2 separate regions of the Mus musculus genome follow, and region 2 is linked to region 1. Evidence: chromatin loops called from intact Hi-C (ENCODE). Cell type or tissue: heart. All regions are shown on one strand. Each heading gives the region's core, and the rest is flanking DNA. Links, peaks and the distances in the headings are about the cores only.

Region 1 (9,840 bases), core at 955-8,954:
TGCAGAAACAGCTTGTTCTTTCCCCCTGCTGCTCAGGTGCTTGCTCGAGCTTTTGTTTGCTCTCCCTGAATGGGAGTCTGGGGAATGGTCCTTGGGGTACCCATTGGGCACAGTGGAGAGCCCCTTAGGACACAGTTACCAAGGTGGTTCACGGAAAGACAGTGCAGGGTTGGATGGGCTGTGAGCTGTGTCTGTGCCCTGAGCCCCACCCCACCCCACCCCCACCCCCCCGCCCCAGGCTGGGAACCTGAGCCAAGGTGGACTCATTCTCTTACTGCAGATATTGTGACTCTGTCCCCCAAGGCCGTGGATATAGCCATCCTTGCAAACTCAACATGTTTCTACCCCACAGTCACTCCTGGTTTGACACAGAACAGACTGGGTCTCAGACTCCCCCCTAGTATATCCTGCTGACCTGAAATCCCAGCTGGTCTATGCATCACAGACCTCACATGGTTCCATCACCCTCTGAGCCTGTGTCTCAGGCTCTCCACCAGCCAGTGCTGAAGCACATCCTTGGTGCCACCCCTGAACCCCTCATTGCCGCTCTCTGTTCAGGAGGTCATCATGGTCCTGCAGGCCTGCCCTTTAACACGGTCCAGGCCAACCGCCTGTCTCCCTGCCCCATACTTCCCAAGTCACTGTTCCAAACATAGTGCCTCTGCTGGTTTTCTGGAGAAAGTGGGGCCTTTAGGTAGTAGCACTTAAATATGAGCCAGAATGTATTAAAATGCTGGAAGGCCAGATAGGCTCCTGGCTTTGGCCTTTGGATGGGTAAGGGCTGAACCTCTGAAACTTCTCAGGCCTGGGGCAGGGTTGGTCCTGGGGTAGGGGCAGGGAGTTGGCCTGACTGGGTGGGGCTGAGCTGTACTTTTGTGGTTAGAATCTTGAGCTGTGGTTAGCACAGGGTCTATGTCATTAAGAGGTGTGTGTGGTCCAAGGAGGCCGTGTCCTTAGAAGTGAGTGCTGTCTAAAGTTCAACCAGGGCAGGGCACACAGGGCTGGGCTCACGCTGTGGTCTGTGGTCAGAGTTTCAGGTTGGAATCCGGAGCAAAACATCTTGGGTCAAAATTTCGGTACCACGTCTTCTATGCAGACAGCATGTGTTCCCTGGGCCCCAGCTTCTTGTTTGTAAAATGGGAGTGATTGTGTCTCTTTTCTCAGGAGCATGGGACGTGTGTCCGGAGCTGGGAAGCACTTAATTGCTGTTGCTGTTGTTGTCTAGATGGGGTAGGGACCAGTGCATATGGCATGGGGGGCAGAGCTGTGTGTGTGCACTGTGGGTAGAGCTAGGCTTCGGAGCTTAGTTCTGAATTAAGGTACCACCAGTTACCTGGGACTTAACCTCCATGGGTCCTCACCCAGACTTTCTGAGCAGTCCCTGACAGGTGTGTGTGGCGTTGAGCAGGGGTCAGGAAGTGCTCCGTGGCTATGCAGGGGTCAAGGCAGGGGGGCGTGAATGCCAGAACCCCCGACTGCCTCCTGTGTCCCCCATGGCAATCATATCCCCACGCAGGCCTGAAGCTGGGCATGGAGCGTGACGCGTACGTCATGATTGCGGAGAAGGGGGAGAAGCTGTATCACATGATGATGAGCAAGAAGGTGAACTTGATCAAGGACCGCCGGCGGAAGCTGAGCACCGTCCCCAAGTGCTTCCTTGGCAAGTGAGTGGCTTCTGTGTCCTGATCCCAGCTGGCCACCTTCCCTTCCTGCCCTGCATCTGCTTTGCCCCACCCTGTCCCACACCCCGTTTCTCTTGCCTGGGACCTCCTTATACAGCCACCTAATGCCCCTCAGGCCTGTGGAGCAGGCTTGGATGAGGGTCGAGGCTGCAGGGTTCTGCTACAGGTCTGTCCACTGCGTTTGCTCTTGACTCGCTGTGTGATCCAATTCCTGTAACAAAGTACACTGTAGAAGCTGAGAGTGTCCCGACTCAGTGGGCCGGCCACACTCTACCCATTTCTGTTCTGTTCTGCCTTGGCCAAGACAGAGGTTGCTGGGGCTATGTTTAGAAGATGAGGGAGATGAGGTAGGGTGGGTCTGAGGCAGACTGGAGCTCGCTAGCCAGGGCACTAAGGAGGAAGCTGGGAATAATGTTGATTGTTCTGGGAGGAAAAGGTGAGATTGAAGACCCATGTGTGTGGCAGGTCAGGAGACTGCCCTGCGGGGCACTGTGTACACAGAAGAGTCTGAGCCAGTAGTGTTGGGGAAGGGACAAGCTGAGGCCTCTGTGGCCAGTGGCCAGGGAGGTGGGTGTCCCTGGGTAGGGCATAATTCCCAGAAACGAGATGACATGATAGAGCCAGTGGAGGGTGGAAGCCGGAATGTTGGGGACTTGGGTCTAGATGTGTGAAAACGGAAGGCCCTACTGGGTGTCCATGCCACCCATTGGAGCTTTTGGAGTGAGGAGATAACCCAGGGTAGATCTTGAGACCTGGCATTAAACAAGCCAGGGCTGGCTGTTGGGGGAACCAGCATGTTTGAACTCTTTCATCCATTGTCCTTGGGGGCCGACAGTCTTGGCTCAGCCTCTCTCTGGAAAGGAGAGAGCTGGGCCCAGGAGCCTTGTGGGAGCTAGCTGGAGAAGTTGGGAAGGCCCCTGGATGTTTCCACTGTTAATCCCCATTCCACCGAAGGAGCTGTTTCTCTAGCAGCAGCCCCGCCCCGATTCTGCCCAGGGGGATATCTGAGAGCCTTCCTGCCGGCCCTGCCGGCCGGATGGGATAACCTGTCTGTGATTAAGACTTCTGAGGTCTGACTCCTCAGGAAGGATTAGAGGAGATTTCTCTTGCTGCCCATTTGAACCCCAGCCAGCAGCACAGCTCATGTAACCTCCAGGCCCAGAGAAACTGACTTCCCATTAAGAGGACGCTCCTTCAGGCTTGGCTTTCCTCTGCCTCTGCCTGGGCTTCCAACCAACACCCCTTCCCAGCCATTGTGCAACTCCGGGAGCCCCTGGCCCCCCATAAGGAGAATAAATAGGTGGCTGCAATACAGACTCCTCCAGCCCTTAATCTGATCTATGACGTTCACATTTGGCCGTGGCTATTAATCTCACACAGCACTATGAAGCAGGTCACTGCTGTTGTCCCCATTTTAAGGGTGAAGGCAGTGGCACAGAGAGGGGAAAGCAGAGTCACACTGCTGTAGTGAGGTGGGATTCGAACTCTGGACAGGGTGACTCCGTAGCTGCCGTTCTCTCTCACCACCTCAATCTTGATTCATTTTAATCTCTCTTCAGCATCTTTAGTTTTCCTCAGTCATTGCTTTCTCCTCCTCTGTAAGGGACTGGATGGCGACTCCCTGGCTATGGACTGTCTGGCTTATCTTCATAGCCTTTTAAGGCCAGGTTTTGAGTCAGACTGGGACTGCGTCTTACTCCCCTTACCTTCTTATTGGATGACTTTGGGCACTGGTTTAATGTCTCTGGGTCTCAATGAATGATAATTAAGGAAGGAGAAAGGCTGGAGGATGCAGTGGGGATGCAGTGGAAACACAGTGGGGACACAGTGGGAGCACAGAGGGGATGCAGTGGCAACACAATGGGGTTGCAGTGGCAACACAATGGGGTTGCAGTGGGAACACAGTGGGGATGCAGTGGGAACACAGTGGGGATACAGTGGGGATGCTGTGGAAACACAGTGGGGATGCTGTGGAAACACAGTGGGGATGCAGTGGGGATGCAATGGCAATAGTACCATGCTGGCCAGAGCACTGAGAACATGGGCTGGGGCCTCCATGCACGACATCATGTTACATGGACAGGTGTGAAGAAGTGACCTGTTTGTGTCCCACTCAGAAACGAATAGACTTCACATTTCAGTGGTAAAATCTGTGTACTGTGGGATAACATACTCTGTGTGTGTGTGTATGTGTGTGTGTGTGTGTGTGTGTGTGTGTGTGTGTGTGTGTGTGTGTGTGTACCTGCCTTCCAGCAGCCTCAGGTTAGCTAGAGAGACAAAAATTAATTCCTTCCTTCCTCCCTCCTTCTCTCTCTCCCTCCCTCCCTTCCATCCTTCCTTCCTCCCTCCTTCTCTCTCTCCCTCCCTCCCTTCCATCCCTCCCATTGCCAGCCAGCAGCAGGGAACTGAACAGACAGACTTCCTGCCCACAGGGAGATGGCTGTTCCTACAGGAATCACTCGGTGGACAAGTACACAGGCCAATAAAGGAACCCACTGGGCCAGGGAACCCCACAAGGCAGTTGTGCAGTGATGTAAAGGGGGGAGCTGCAGAGCTGACTCAGCCAGGGTGGGAAAGGTGGCCTCGTACTGGAGATCACATTTCAACCAAGACCTGAGTGACAAGCGAGTGTCAGCCACAAGAAGACCAGAGGAGCAGCACGCCTGGGCGTGGCAGAGTCTGGTGGCTTTCGTGAGCTGTGATGCTGGGGTGGCAGGAGCTGAGTTGGCGACTGTTGGCCCGAGGCTCGGGAGTCAGCAGGGCTGCATCTCGTGGCACTGGGTCAGGGGTCAGGCTTTAGTCCAGGTGTTCAGGGAGGCTCAGTAGGGGGCAAAGATGAATTGTGAGACCCCAGGGCCACTCGGGATGGTTTCCTGAGGCAGAGGCATTTGTTGCCTCCCTTGATAGTGACGGCGTGTCTTGTTGTTAAACATCCACACACTGGGGGCTCTGAGGTAGAAGGCTGTGTGCATAGCTGCATGCAACAGAGATCAAACTGGGTGTAGCGGCACACGCCTGCACTCTCGGCAGTCATGAAGTTGAGGTATGAGAGTCACACGGCCTGACAGACATCACCAGGGACATTGGCAGGGACTTTGTGCATGGGACTCCAGGTGGCATCTCAACCCCAGGCTCCAGGCAGGAAGCAAGTGGGAAGATGTCCCTTTGGGGAGTGGTACATGGAGCCTCTGATCAGGTGTCGCTCATGAAAGGATGTGCCCACATGCCCTCTGTGCTCAACCTTGGCCTTGACCTGAAACGGGCTGAGTGGTGTCCATTCGGCAGGGCCGAAGGAGAAGGGAAGTTGGCACAGCCTGTCAGAGGACTCTGCCATTTGATTCCACCCCACCTTGGCCTCCAAACCTCAGTGCCTCCCACTGCTGTGGGGACATCTATCTGGAAGCCTGGGCCTTGTTGTTTATAGCCTCACCCAGAGCTACTGTCAGATCCCAGCTCCCTACTGCCACCTGTCACTCAGAGCTTCTGTGCACGCTGATGTCCAGCTTGGGGCACTCTCTGCTGGCCCAGTACACGTGGAAGCCTGGGGCCAGCATTGAACAACTGGGAGCTCCATAGGAAATATCAGATTTCCTGCTCGCTCTCTTGAAGAGCTGGACCCACGGGGTTGTGGTGGGCTCTTTGAGCAGTGGCTTTAGCTTTGACTGGCTTGGCACAGACTCTACCTGGCCAGTATCCCCTGTTCAGAGTTTGAGGTTCCTGCGTAAGAAGAGATTAACTTTATCTGGTTTCCCTCCTGGGTTCCAGCTTAAAGTTTCACAGGATTAAAAAGTCCACCCACGAATTCCAGATGTCCCCAAGGAAACCATTTGCCAGCTGCATCCTGTTGAGCAGCATCCAGCTGCATCTTGGTCCCTAGATAGGGACAGCTTTGCATTAGTTGGCCCAACAAGCTGAAGACCCAGCTTGGTTTCCCAAAGGGTAGCAAGTGTAGGCATAGTCGCCACTCAGTTGCTCTCCTGAGTCTGTTTTCTGCCCCCTGCAGTCACTTTGGTATACTTCTTGTTCCCCACTGTGGCCCTGGATAGGACAGCTGGTGAGCAGCCTTGCTCTGGCTCTCTGACCTCCAGCCTCTGCGAGTGGTCACACCAACATCTGTTTGCCTTCTGGGGTTGCTGGCAGTCAGTGCCTGTCCCAAGAGTTGGGACTTGGAGAACAGTGGAGTAGGGGGTGGTTAGAGGGACACAGAACTTGGAAAGTTCCCACCCAGCGTACCAGAAATGTACCTGTTTCTTTCCCACATCCTTGGGCTTTCTGAATGCCTCGTAATGCCGCTACCTCTATAAGGCCAGGTCCTTCCTCTGCCAGCACGAAAAGCTAAAAATAGCGTCCCCTGTTGTAACCGGAGGTGGGACAGCTGGTTTCCATAAAGGGGGCTGGGCACTGCTGCCCACGCTTGTGGGTGCTGCCTGCTCTGGGATCACCCTCTTGCGTTGGCTCCAGTGGGCTGAAATCTGTGCCGAGCCCAAGAGTCCACAGGGGCTGGGACCTCAGAGGCCTCGAGCCAGAACCTGTCTCACCTGTGTCCCCAACCTTCCTCGTTCGTTCCTCATTTGTTGTGTGGAGGACACTTGAGTCTCAAAGCGTGTCAAGAAAAGGTCAATGAACAAGGTCAGCAGCTATCAGCGAGGGCTCACACGCCGTGTGTCAGTGTGCTCAGGGAGGGGTCTGATAAACACACATACATCTGTAAACCCATTGCTGCAGAGTGCATAGTCAGGTGGGCAGGCTCTGTGTGGAGTCTTCCCTGGCGGTCGTGTGGGTTGTTGCCCCTTGGGAGCGGTGGCACGGAGGGAGTTTGGAAAGGGCATTTTTAGGTGAATGGAGCAGCAACTTCAAGGCCCAGAGGTATGTTGGGGCCTAGGGTTGTTTTTTTTGTTTTTTGTTTTTTTAAAAGAAGGGAAGAAAGGTAAGTGAGCCAAAGCCCAGAGGATGGGGAGGGGGATGCAGGAGAGAAGACTGATCTAGGAATTATGCTCTAGGCATGGCGTTGGTGGCGATGCTGATGTTGATGCACATATTTCTGGGCAGATGTGTGAGACAGTTGAGGCAGAGGTGTTGAACTCCTTTCTGAGTAAGGCAAAAGCCTATTGGAGGATGGAGAAGGTGTGATGGGAGCACTGTGAGGACAGAGAGGGTGTGATGGGAGCTCTGTGAGGACAGAGAGGGTGTGATGGGAGCACTGTGAGGACAGAGAGGGTGTGATGGGAGCACTGTGAGGACAGAGAGGGTGTGATGGGAGCTCTGTGAGGACAGAGAGGGTGTGATGGGAGCACTGTGAGGACAGAGAGGGTGTGATGGGAGCACTGTGAGGACAGAGAGGGTGTGATGGGAGCACTGTGAGGACAGAGAGGGTGTGATGGGAGCACTGTGAGGACAGAGAGGGTGTGATGGGAGCACTGTGAGGACAGAGAGAGTGTGATTGGAGCTCTGTGAGGACAGAGAGGGTGTGATGGGAGCACTGTGAGGACAGAGAGGGTGTGATGGGAGCACTGTGAGGAGAGAGAGGGTGTGATGGGAGTACTGTGAGGACAGAGAGGGTGTGATGGGAGCACTGTGAGGACAGAGAGAGTGTGATTGGAGCTCTGTGAGGACAGAGAGGGTGTGATTGGAGCTCTGTGAGGACGGACAGACAAGGTGTGATGGACCAGTCTGAGAATTGACAGGATGTGATTTGAGACATCTGGGCCTGAGCTTTCTGGGCCTGGTATGGCCTCCTCCTTATTTTGTGAGTTTCATTTATACTCCGTACATAGCTACATGCATGCACACAGACAGACGCATTTAGTATCCATACCATCTAGCTACCTCACCCCAACTACCCTTGGTGTTCATCCACCGTCCACCATCTACCCAGCATCCCTCCTCAGCCTCCACATCTGCCCATCTATCCAGTGTTGATTTCTCTGATGGCTTATGCATCTGTCTGTTCTTATGTACCTATGTACCATGTGGCCCAGTGTGTATCCATTGGCTTATGCCTCCGTCCATAGATCCCACATGGACGCGACTCCCCACTCAGTTATTTCCCACACCCATCTACCATCTTTTCTCTGTCTATCCATCATTCATCTCCTACCTACTCATCCATCTACCTACTCGTTATCCATCTGTCTATCCATCCGTTCATCCACCCATCATCTGTTTGTCCATCCATCTGTCCATTCACCATCTATCATCCATATATCATCCATCCATCCATCCGTCTGTCTGTCCATCAACCCATCATCCATCTATCCATCCATTCATCATCCATCCATCATCTATCCATGCACCGACTAATAAGCTACACCATTCATCCTTCTACCCACCCATCTGTCCATCCATCCACCATTCATTCATCTACCAACCATCAACCATTTTTTCACTCTTCTATCTATACATCTACCTACCTACCTACTAACCCATATCTAGCCACCTGTCTATGTATCTGTCAATCGTTCATCCACACACCTATTCCTCTACCTACCAAACATCTGCCACCCATCTAGTCATGTACCCATCTGCCTATCCATCCCTCACCCATCCATCTGTTCATCTGCCTACCATCTGTCCATCCATCCACCCACCCTTCCCTGGGTGGATGAGGCTGGCCTGGAATTGTTCTAGCCAACTGAAAAAGCACAGACAAGCCTTATCATGGTTTCTTGGGCTACGGCTGCTGGCTTTATGTGCTATGGGAAGAAAGACCTGCCTGCCATTCCTGGGGTGGGTGGGACCAGGCCAGCTGGGTTTTGGTTCCGGGGTTGGGGAAACCATCTCCCTGCATCTTCTGTTTCTGGCAGTGAGTTTGTTGCCTGGCTCCTGGAAATTGGTGAGATCAGCAAGACGGAAGAAGGCGTCAACTTGGGCCAAGCCCTGCTGGAGAATGGTATCATCCACCATGGTGAGTGGCAGTGGGTATGGCGAGGTAGGCTGGATGTCAGGGAAGCTGCCCTTCCCCCAGAAAGCTGCTTCTGCACTTCCAAGCTGCTGGCCTGGTCCCTGTCCCGCAGACTCAGAACCATGGCTGCCTCATGACACGTTCTCTTGGGTACCAGCAAGCGAGGACTCCTCAGGAAAGCAGGTGGTCAGAGAGTGGAACTTTCCATTTTCCCCTTCAGGAAGAGCTAATTTGAGGTTGTTTATCATGTTTCTTGCAGTAAGGCACTGCTTGCACAGTCGTGAGTGGGGCAGGTGAAGAGTCCTGTCCTACGGAATTGACTGAGCTTGGAGGGGAGATGAAGATGATAGGGGGTGCTGGTACGGCAGGCTCAGTGCTGGCGAGAGGAGGCGTGGCAGTCCGTGTCATAGGGGGTCAGGTCTGAACAGAGGTTTGGGAGGTCTCCCCTGGAAGTGGAGGATAGCATAGCAGGTAGGCGCTATGGCTCTGGGCAGGGACAGCCAAGGCCCAGTGTCCAGGGGGATGCTGAGTGCCTTCTAGGGAGCACCAGGGAAGGCTACCTCTTGAGTGGACCCGGGGCTTGTCAGGAAGTGAGGTCGAAGTCTTGGAGCTTGGGAAGGGATTCGGCTGTGGAGTCTGTGTAGGCGCACTGAGCCAGCCAGGAGCCACTGAGTGTTCAGGGAAGAGTCCTTGTTTTTAAGAGTTTTAGACATTTGGCTGTATAGAGTCTGCTTTGGGGTCTAAGTTTCCAGCAGCATTGAGAGGTAGCTGTCAAGATGCCAGCAGTGCGGTTCTTACCCCAGAGTGCTTACTTTCCCTTCTTTCCAAGGACAGGCCGAGTCAGAGGTGCCCACAGATGTCTAGCTAGGCCGCCAGTGTCCGCCAGGCCTGTACAAGCCGTGGGCCTCACATCCCTTGCTGTTCTGGGGGACCAAAGGGTAGAGACGGAGGGTGGGTTTCCCCAGCCTTACCAGTCCCTGGGTCCTTGCAGTCTCTGACAAGCACCAGTTCAAGAACGAGCAGGTGATGTACCGCTTCCGCTACGACGACGGCACTTACAAAGCGCGCAGCGAGCTGGAGGATATCATGTCCAAGGTAGGACGTCTTCTTTCAGCCTGTGGCCCCGATCCAGCTGGAGGTCCCTGCAGAACAGGCCTATGTCCCTGCAGCCTGCCCCGCCCACCCTCCTCTTCCCAGCAGTCCAGAGGGTGTGGCTCATTCAGACCCTGCTCTTGCTTGTAGGGCGTGAGACTCTAC
Region 2 (9,840 bases), core at 1,235-9,234, 61 kb before region 1:
TATCCCTGAAGCCAGAACGTGAGCCACGGGTGCAGTTGATCTGGGGGTGCTCGGTGGTTCCGGGGGGCAGTATTAGGTGCCTCACCTGGAGGAAGGAGAGAAGTGGGTGATGAAAGGTAGGGTGGCCTCTGTCATAGCCAGGCTGGGGCTTCTGGGACCTAGGAGTTCTTTGGGTTCAGTCCCTGGGGTTGCAGCTGAGATTCCAGAGGACGCTTGACGGTGGCTTTCATGATGTTTCTGTGGGTGGACTTGCGTCACAGCCTGACACGTGCCCTGTGCCCTGAAGCAAGCTCTTTGGGCTCCGGTGTTAGGTTCTTGGCTCCCAGAGACTTTCCCACGACGACTCAGATGCAGGAGGTTGATCAAAAGTTCTGTTTGGGTTCTTCTCCTCTGGTGCTGCTGGCTTCAGGTGTGTCTGCCATCAAGTCTGTGGAGGTCTGAGAGGGGGCATCCCTCCCTCCCTACCCTCAAAAAAGAAAACCCACCGTTTCTACTTTTTTTATTTGGCCTGGATTTTTTTTTTTTAAATGGCATCACTAATTTTTGAAAACAAAGAAAATAAACCACAACCGTATTTCCTGTCCCCAGCATCTGGTGGCCACTTGTCATCTGTGATGTTTGGGGAAAAAGATGTGTTTTGATCATTCTTCAAAATCGGACTGTAGCAGTGTAGCCGTGTACCATTAGGTGATGATAGCCTTGCCGGGCCTTTCTCATTTCTAAAACATTTTGCAAGTAGCTCTCTCCAGGGGCCTCTTCAGATCTTCCCCCAGATTCCAGACCTGCCTGTAAGATTCCTTATAATTACAGATTTTACAATTTGTTTTCCTGTGAGGTAGAGTCTCTAGCCCAGGCTGGCTTCAGGCTTGCCATATGTGTGGACCTTGAACAGCCGACATTTCTGCTGTATCTGCTTGCTTTTGGGCAAGCACCCTTTTCACTGAGGCAAATCCCTCAGCCCCATCCCCTTTCAAGGTTAGTCTTTCTCTGTCTGTCTCTGTTTTTTGAGACAGCGTTTCTCTGTGTAGCTCTTGGTGGCCCGGCATTTGCTCTGTAGACCAGGCTGGCCTCAAACTCATAGACCCACCTGCCTCTGCCTCCCAAATGCTGGGGTTAAAGGAGAGCTTGCCTCTGCCTCCCCGCTCCCCCGCCCCCTCCCCAGCCTGCAGTTTGTTCTCTTGTATAAATTTGTAATCTGGAGCAGCAGGAAGAGGATGTGGCTAGAAGGGGCAAGGCCTGTGGATGGCAGTGATGGCTGCCAGCTGCCCTCAGGCACCCTTGCTTTTTTAGGACATTCTTTGGACCCACTTTGCGTCTCCTGTTTTATTTTCAGGCTTTTTTGATGCGCGCGCGCGTGTGTGTGTGTGTGTGTGTGTGTGTGTGTGCGCGCGCGTGCACAAACATGAGTGTGCACATACACATGTATGTGCATGCACGTGGAGGCCAGAGGGTGAACTCGGTGTCAAACTGTTTTGCTTTCATGTGTTGGATGGAGCCAGGGTTTTCTCCATCAACCCTGAGTTCTCTCTCTCCTTCCCTTCTGTGGGATTGAACTCAGGCTGTCAGGCCTGGCAGTCAGTGCCTTTACCTGCTGAGCCACCTCACTGGTCCTTCAAACACGTGTGAAATAAAAACCATTGCCAAGTGTAGACCCAGATCCCTGGACACACAGAACTGGCTGTCACTGGATTGGCAGACGGATGATGTTCACAGGGTTCTGAATAGCAGGGGGCGGGGCTTAGGAGTCGGTAGGGAAGGTAGGGACATGGGGGTCTGTCTCCAGGGTGAGCAGGAAGGAGGAATGTGCTCAGACGCTCAGATGGTGCCACTGCCGTCCATCACCATGGTGAGGAAGGAGGCCATGGGAACGGCCTCCTGCCAGTGCTGTGCAGCGTTTCCTGAGCATTTCTGGACCCCAGTGAGGCCTCAGAGGCCAACTGCATCCAGGACTCAGTTCACCACTGAGGTTTAATGAGTCTGTGTGGGAGAGGGGTTAGGAAGGCTCAGGGTCAGTGAGCTGCTTTTCTACCCCTCACCTGTCAAATTCCCTGCCCCATCTTCCTCTTCTCCCTCCTTCACACCTCCCTCCCTCCTTCACACCTCCCTCCATCCCTCCTTCACACCTCCCTCCCTCCCTCCTTCACACCTCCCTCCATCCCTCCTTCACACCTCCCTCCCTCCCTCCCTCCATCCCTCCCTCTTTCACACCTCCCTCCCTCCCTCCTTCACACCTCCCTCCCTCCCTCCCTCTTTCACACCTCCTCCTCCCTCCCTCCCTCCCTCCTTCCCTCCCTCCCTCCCTTCCTCCCTCCTTTCCTCCCTCCCTTGCACCACCTCTCTGCCAGACCTTCATCATTTGTCACACCTTGGGCCCCAGGTACTGAGGGCTTTGCAGGAGGACTCTACTTCCAGGGCACTTAGAGTATAGTTTTGGGTGGTCATTGCTCATTGGTCCTTGCAAAGGGTCTCTGACCCTGCCACCTCTAGTGTGGCCCCACACCCCTCCCACGGGGAATTTCTTTCAAGCCTCTGTTCCTGGGTCTCACCTGGTCCCTCCCCTTTCTCCGTTTGGAGCAGCCCTGTCCCCAGGGCCCCTTAGTCCCAACTGCTCCAGCACCTGTCCTCTCTGATCTCTCTCTCTCTCCCCCTCCCTCTCCCCCTCCCTCTCTCTCTCTTTCTCTCTCTCTCTCTCTCTCTCTCTCTCTCTCTCTCTCCACAGCTCTGTCTATCCTCAGAAAGCTTCATCTTTCCTATTCTAACCCTGGACTCTGGCCTTTTTTGCTGATGTACTAGATCTAAAACGTCAGACGATGGGCCAGGGAGATGGCACACGAGTCAAAGCATTTACTGTGCAAACATGAGGACCTTCGGTTCAAAGCCCAAGGACCCAACGCCAGCCAGATGAAGGAGTGTCTGCGAACCCAGCACTCTTACTGGGGGATGAGAGGTAGAGGCAGGAGAAGCTCTGGAAGCTGGGGGACGGGGCAGCAAACCTGGCATCAGCAACAGCAAAACAGCCAAGAGGCCTGCCTCAAATAGAGTGGAGAGTGAGGACTCACACCTGAGGTTGTGTGCCTGCACGCACGAGGGTCATTGTCCAGTGAGAAGGAGTTGGTTGGTGAACTTGAAGATCAGCAATAAAAGCTGAGGGAAGACAGCCAGCCAAGGGAATGAGTGCTTCTTGGCTGGAGGGAGGGAGGCTCAGAAGTCTGAGCCAAACGACCTGGCTTGTGCTCTCCGAAGGACTGGGTGTTGGTGGTGAGCTTGATGCCTGGAGCCAAGCCTTGCACCACCAAATGGGGCACCTCAAAGCCAGGTTCTTGGGCAGAGTAGACAGCAGTGCAGTTTTTATGAATGAGTCTAGTGGAGTTTTGCCTGGTATCGTCACTCTGACCCAGAGATAGGGACAGGGCTAGCATGTCCCTGCCTTCTGTCTTCAGCTGGCTAGTTTCAGGAGACCCTGGGTGAGTGGTTGATTGACAGGCAAAGCAGTCATCACTTTTTAGAAGTATGAACTCCGCTGAGATGGATTTATATGTCATTAATATCTAAGTGTACACCGAACGGCTTTGCCAGCATCGTAGCGGCTGCAGGCAGGGAGCTGAGAGCCAACCCCACTCAGCCAAGGTTGCTGGGGACAGGTGACAGAGGGGCCAGGTAGCAAAGAGACATGCTTCACGGCTCTGTCCATCCAGTCAGATTTTTCTGGTGGAATCCCACGGCCTGAGGGAAGCCAGGGCTTTGTCCTCAGGGAGGGGCTTCTAGGGAGGTGGGGGGGCTTGAGGTCTGGGTGGGAGGGGGCCCAGTGAGGCCTTCACCTTGAGGAAGAGAGCTGAGGGCCTGAGAGCAGCTGGTTCTCTGGCTGTCATCAGTGGTGGTTAGGAGATTTAATGCTGATTAGTGTCTCTTGGGGAATGCATGATTTCTCTGATAACACTGCAGGAGTGCTGGAGGCACCCTAATGTGGAGTTGCCCTTCACAGGGCCTTGATAAGAGTTATTTCATGAAGGCCTCTTCTTTTTATCACATGTGTCTGTCCATCCATCCATCCATCCATCCACCTATCCATCCAGGGGTGTGTGTGTGTTTGTATGCCGCACATTGTTGGCTTGTGTGGGGGGAAGTCAGAGAATAGCTTCTACCACTGGGTTCAGGGATCAAACTCAGGTTGTGGGTTTGGCAGCAAGCGTCTTTCCCCTCTGGGCCATCTCACTGGCCCCTAGTGAGGGCTCTGATGGTCACCTCTTCAAGGGCTTTTATTTTTTGTCTTTATTTTTTTCTCGTCAAGAGCAGCAAATGCTCTTAACCGCTGAGCCATCTGTTCATCCCTCACAACTTCTTTTGGAAGTGGCCTATAGGAGTTTGGGAAGCCAGACTCATGGGATGGAGGCATTCTCAGCTGGGTACATCGTCGCTACCCCCTCTTCAGTCCCGTGCCACCGCCTCCCCTGGGTTCTTTCCACCCGTGTCAAGCACATGCCTGGATTCTGTGTTCATTTGTGGAGGACACGGGTTTGCAAAAGGCAGGGGCAGTGGCTAGCGACGTCGCCTCCTTCCTGCTGAGGTATCTTCAAGGTAGCCAGGCTCAGCCAGCTTTCCCAGCAAATGTGACTTTGATTCACCGAAAGCTCTTGAAATTCTGTCAGCTGGAAGGAGCGCTGGCAGCGACATAGCGTTTTTTTTTTTTTTTTTGTCACCACATTCATGGGCAGCCTGTTCGCTGATGTCTTCCACAGACCTGCTGGGAAAGTGGACCACTGCGATTTTATTGGCAGCACCTTGCAGAAACTCGATCCTCAGCCGCCACTTGTAGTCTGTGCAGAGCCACTGGCTCCTAAAGTGTTTTTACAGCAGGTCCCCGGCACCCTGATTAACATAGGAACAAGCTGATAAGTTCTGCAATTTGAGAGCCACCAGGGTAGGTATGGCTTGTGTTGGATAAAGTGTGAGCAGTTTTCACAGTGCCATCCAGGGCGCTTGCAGAGCCCGAGCTGGTGCCTGTGAGTTGGGCTCTGTGGTGGATGCCAAGCATTGTCTTTCCAGTCACATGCCTGCCCCAGACAGCTCACTGAGGATGGAGTTTGTCACTCTGGAGGAAGGTCTGAGTCAGCCAGAGCGTTTGCTCCAAAGAGTGCCTGAGCTCCTGGTGTTTCTTTTATTCTTGGATGAAGGGTGTTTTTCGTGAGGGATGGGGGTGGGGGGCACTGGACTATGGAAGAACATGGCAGCCTTATTGTAACAGTCCAGAACTTACTAACCGGTCTGATTCATCCCTCCCTAGCTCCCTGTCCCCCCTCTCCCCCTCTGCCTTGTTTTGAGACAAGGTGTTGGGTAGGTCCTGTGATGGCCTCTGACTTCCCTTTCAGCCAGTACTCAGCATCCCTTCCTCCCTGGCCTGCTCCTGCCTGCACAGGTAACTCCTTCCTTGCCCTTGCTCACACCAGGGATTTGGGGTCGCTCTGGCTGCTTTCTCCCCAGCATCCCAGCTAGACCCCAATCTTGTCCCAGACACCTCTGCCTTCGAACCTTCCCTATACCTTGTTTAACGGGAATGAATTGGCCTTGTGTGCTCTTCTGTGTCTTCGGCATTCCCCGCCCCCACGAGCCCTCTGACCCCAGGGCTCTTGGGCCTGCTCAGGGTTCTCCTCTCATGTCCCTTCTGTGTTTGTTAGGCACACCTTGAGCTTTTCCTGCCCTAGTGCAGTACCAGCTCATCCCCAAGGGACTTAGCACCCAAGGTCAGGTGACCTGTGTGCTTGTGGCTCACTGAGTGCCCTGCATAGAGGGCTCCTTGTACTCACTTCATCTTCCCTTCAAGTTGTAGCTCTGTTTGGAAAAGCCCAGAGTGAGGTATGTTAAACAGATTTAACATTTAGAATTTGAAAATAGTAAAGATGGATGTTTTGGGTTAAGTGTGTGTGTGTGTGTGTGTGTGTGTGTGTGTGTGTGTACATGTATGGTGTGTATGCACATTACGTCACATGTGTGGAGTTCTTTCCCACCGCAGCCCACGTAGAGAGCAACTCTATCCTCCACAGACCTTCTGTGGCCTCTGAGGAGCCATGCTTTCAGGTCTGTTCCTCCTCCACAGCCACTCACTCATCTATTTCCCATGGCCCATAGTTTTGTCTTTTCTAGAAAATTAAAAATATATGCTTCACTGTAGACAATGTCGTGGGGACATAAAGGAGGCTGTGCACTGCACACAGGGGACTCACATGGTATACAGCTTTCTGAGTCCCAGCAGGTAGCACTTGGGGTTCAGCCGGGGTCTCCGTGTGTCAAGTGTGTTCCTTTTAGAGCTTACACCATCCCACGGTTCAACATTCACCCAAGGACACAGAGTCCCTCCTCATTGGCTGACCTGGACATCCGCTGTTAAGAGTGTATGCACTGTTTGCTTGTGAACATGAGTTCTCGTGTATCCAGAATAGACACCAGGAGTGGCGTTGTTAGGCTGTGTGGGCTCTGAGTGCTTAGCAGCGTGTGAAGTTGCAGGCGGCTTTGCAAAGGCGCCGGGTCACTTAAATTTCTCACCAGTGGGATCTGAGAGATTGGTGGTTCACATCCCTGACAACACTTGGTATTGTCGATTTGCCTTTTAAGCCATTCTGGCAGATGTACGTACATACGTGTGGAAGTGGCAGGTTGTGGTTTTCCTCAGCCTCTCCCTCACTGATGGCGCTGGATAGCTTTTCCTGTGCCTTCCTTCCACTCGTATATCTTCTTTGCACAGCTGTGTGTTCAAGGTTGACTTTTTATGATTTTCATGTTTCTGCTTATGTAGAACCTCTGGGCCTGATACTCACAGCCGGTGTCGTCTTGAGACCAGAGTAGCCGGGGCTGGTGAACTGGCTCAGTGGACAGAGGCGCTTGTCTCTAAGCCTTGTGACTGGAGTTGAAGCCCCAAGCTTCTGCCAGCTGTCCCCTGACTTCCACAGGAGCATCATTGCAGGCATTGCAGGCATGCTCCCTCCAAATGAAACTAATCAGCAAGATAAAAAAGTTACACTAGCCGTGTGACCCCCTGGATAAGGCCATCATGAGATCAGAGAGGGTCCTCAAACCCACCTCCAAGATTCTAGCTGTGGTTCCCTCCCCCTCTGCTGCTGCACATGATCTTGGGGTGCTACAATGCACAGAGAAGAGAGAGTGGTTGGGATGGGGACTCCTGTGGTCTAGTTTGTGTGAGTCACCATGCCGGCTGGGGTGGGGTTTTAGTATCCTCTGGCTGCTCAGGAGTCACCCGTGCTCTTGGAAGGAACCCTGATAAGGCCATTGGTTCACCAAGCTGGGCTTGGGATGGGAGGGGTTTCTTTGGTCTGTGGCTGCCTATCTGGAGTGATAGACATTTCTGTGTGAATCCCCAGGAGTCACATGAGAAACTAGTTTAAAGGTTGGTTTGCTTGGTTTCTTTTTTGGGGTTAGGGTTATAGCCTGGGCACACTTCCCTTGCCAGAATGTCATTCATACATAGTCCCCAAGCCCTCGCTTGTTTGTCCATTGTCTTACTGGGCCTTTCGCAGAACAGAACATGGCTTCTGTGCTGATTTAGCGCTTGTCTTCCTCTGTGCTTTTGAGCGTCAATTATAAGTGATGTTGATGTCACTTTGCTTAACCTCAAGCCAAAAGGTATTTTCCCCTTGTTTTCTCCCTCAAGTTTCATAGTTTTGAGATTTGTATTTAAATGTGTGTATGTATTGTGTGTGTGTATGTGTGTGTATGTATTGTGTGTATGTGTGAGTATGTATGTATGCAGTGTGAGCATATATTGTGTGCCATGTGTATGTGTGTAGTGGGTGTGGGGTATGTGTACATGTGTGTGCTGTATGTACATGTATTTGGGGGCATGCCTGCCTGTGTGTTACCTATGGAGGTCAGAGGTCAACTTTGATTATCTTAGTTTATTTCTCACCACCTCACTTTTTCAGAGAGAATCTTGTCACTGAATGTGAACCTTGCCATTGTGGATAGCTGGCTTGGTCATCGAGCCCCTGGGACCTGCCTGTCTACGCACCACAGTGCTAGGGTGATGGGTGTGTGCTCCCAGGCCTGGTATTTTACCTGAGCACCGTGGATCTGAACTCGAGTCCTCACTCTTGTGTAGGAATTGCTTCACTCGCTGAGTCACGCCCCTCGCCTGTGGGATCTGTCTAGAGCTTTGTTTTGTGTGAAGCCTGTCTTTGCAGGAGGCTTGAGACTCTGTACTTTGTGTTTGACTGCTGGGGTACTGTCGGCTGAAGACTGCCTTTCTCTGCTGACTTTCCTTCGCATCCTTTGCTTTAGCTGCATCCTGCCCTCGTGAGAGGCGCTTGCACGTCTGTTCATGTTCACAGACCCACGCCCTTCCCCTCGCACCGGGCGCCGGCATAATTATTATGACTTCACAGTCATTCTGAAGATTGGGCCGTGGGAGTCCCAATGTTCTTTCTCCAAACCGTTTCAGCTCTTCTAGTTTCTTTGCCTTCTTCTCTTAGGCATTTTTATAATATCAAGCAGCAAGGGGGTGGGGGTTGCAGTTGGAAAGTCCTCTGAAGAAGCTGCATGTTTGATTTCTCCGGTGGAAGCCCAGCTGCCGATGGATTGGAGATCGGTGGCCACCCTTTCAGATTAGTGTCTGCTGTCCCCACTGGTCCTTCTCCTTGTCCTTAGCCTGGCTGGCTTCTTTCTATCTCCAAACACACGGCTTCAGTAGGCATTGGTGTCCAAGTTCTGGAACTCTTCGGGTGCCTGGCTTTGGGGTCTGGCATGCAGACAGCCGAGAGGAAGAAGAAGGGGAAGAAGAAGGGGATGGTGGGAGCTGTCAGTGCCAGCCAGGACTCATCTGTGGCCTCGTGGAATCCTTGGAAGATGGCCTCTCTGAGAGCACTAAAGTTACCATGTCTGTAGTTTGGAGGGTATGTGGTATGAGAGTCCAGTCTGAGGCATTTTGCAGTCTGGTGGTAGAGACAGACTCCCTGTCAGCGAATGCTTGCACAAGATCCATTTGGCTGCAAGCATGCTTGGAAGAGGTCTGCGCAAGGGGGCCCTGGCACCTCCTGTCTTTCCCCTCTTCCTCCTCTTCTTCCTCTTGGCCATCTGCATTCCAGACCCCACAGCCAGAGACACTCAAAGAGTCTCAGGACTTAGCTGGTACCACTGGAAGTTTTGGGGGGAATTAAATGAGCTCTGGCTTCTCAGAATCCACAGTCTGTGCTTGCCAGTGTTATTTTTATATACTACTAGGGAGATTGCACATGTCTCTGTGTTTGGAGGCGTTGGTCTCCATTCCAGAGAGGAGGCGTCAGGTGGGCCATGCAGGTCCATGGTGCACAGCTCTGAGATGAGACACGCAACCCAGTCAGGTCCCATGCTCTGTGCTCTGCAGTTCGGGACCCGCTAGGCTTGTAAGGCCCCTGTGGGTCATTTTGCCTTAGAGTTGAGTCTGTGAACCCCTTCCCGTGCCCTCCAAAAGCCACATGTGGCCTCTGGGGGCCCAGCTGCAGTTGCCATGGAGTCCAGCTGTCATCCCATCACACTGTTGCTAGGCAGGTGTCTGGTTGCCAGGTGCCACCTCCTCAGACCCCTTGACTGCCAGAAAGCCTGTATGGGGCTGCTGTGGCGTGGGGCCCACATGGTTCTCTTAGTAGATGCTGTAGCCAGGGAAGCTTTTGGGTGGTGGTGTCTGAGCAGCCCTGAGCTTAGGGTCTGAATGAGTCAGCTCTGGCATCCCTCATTAGATACGCTGGCCCAAGGCTGGACAGGTCTCAAGCCTTCATTTCGTAGATGGAGACAGGGAAGTCTCATGATATGAGAGAAGGAGGGCTGTGGCCCTGGTTCCTGCCCAAGGTGTGTGTAGGT

What was found. Peaks named below come from ENCODE experiments on the same cell type or tissue, not always from the same donor. Only the 100,000 strongest peaks of a DNase experiment are listed, where the experiment ranks them.
Region 2: a loop joins it to region 1, with 1.9 times the contacts of the local background. A loop is called at or near these places in 2 of 42 quality-filtered maps.

The regions. Positions count from the first base shown.
Region 1 is chr2:166,601,562-166,611,401 of GRCm38, reverse strand. Prex1 (phosphatidylinositol-3,4,5-trisphosphate-dependent Rac exchange factor 1) reads left to right here. Exons shown (of 40, transcript NM_177782.3): 10 at 1,517-1,664; 11 at 8,486-8,586; 12 at 9,575-9,678; 13 at 9,826-9,840. Among named protein-coding and RNA genes, the nearest start is that of Gm29679, 42 kb to the right of the region's middle. In heart, for the core only: CTCF peaks have their summits at 5,121 and 5,695 (motif pointing left); DNase peaks (open chromatin) are centred at 2,730, 4,381, 4,721 and 5,811; H3K27ac peaks cover 3,886 bases.
Region 2 is chr2:166,663,175-166,673,014 of GRCm38, reverse strand. All of the region lies in intron 1 of Prex1 (phosphatidylinositol-3,4,5-trisphosphate-dependent Rac exchange factor 1), which reads left to right. Among named protein-coding and RNA genes, the nearest start is that of Gm50596, 35 kb to the left of the region's middle. In heart, for the core only: no CTCF peak of the experiment used is centred there; a DNase peak (open chromatin) is centred at 4,984; H3K4me3 peaks cover 791 bases; H3K27ac peaks cover 2,237 bases.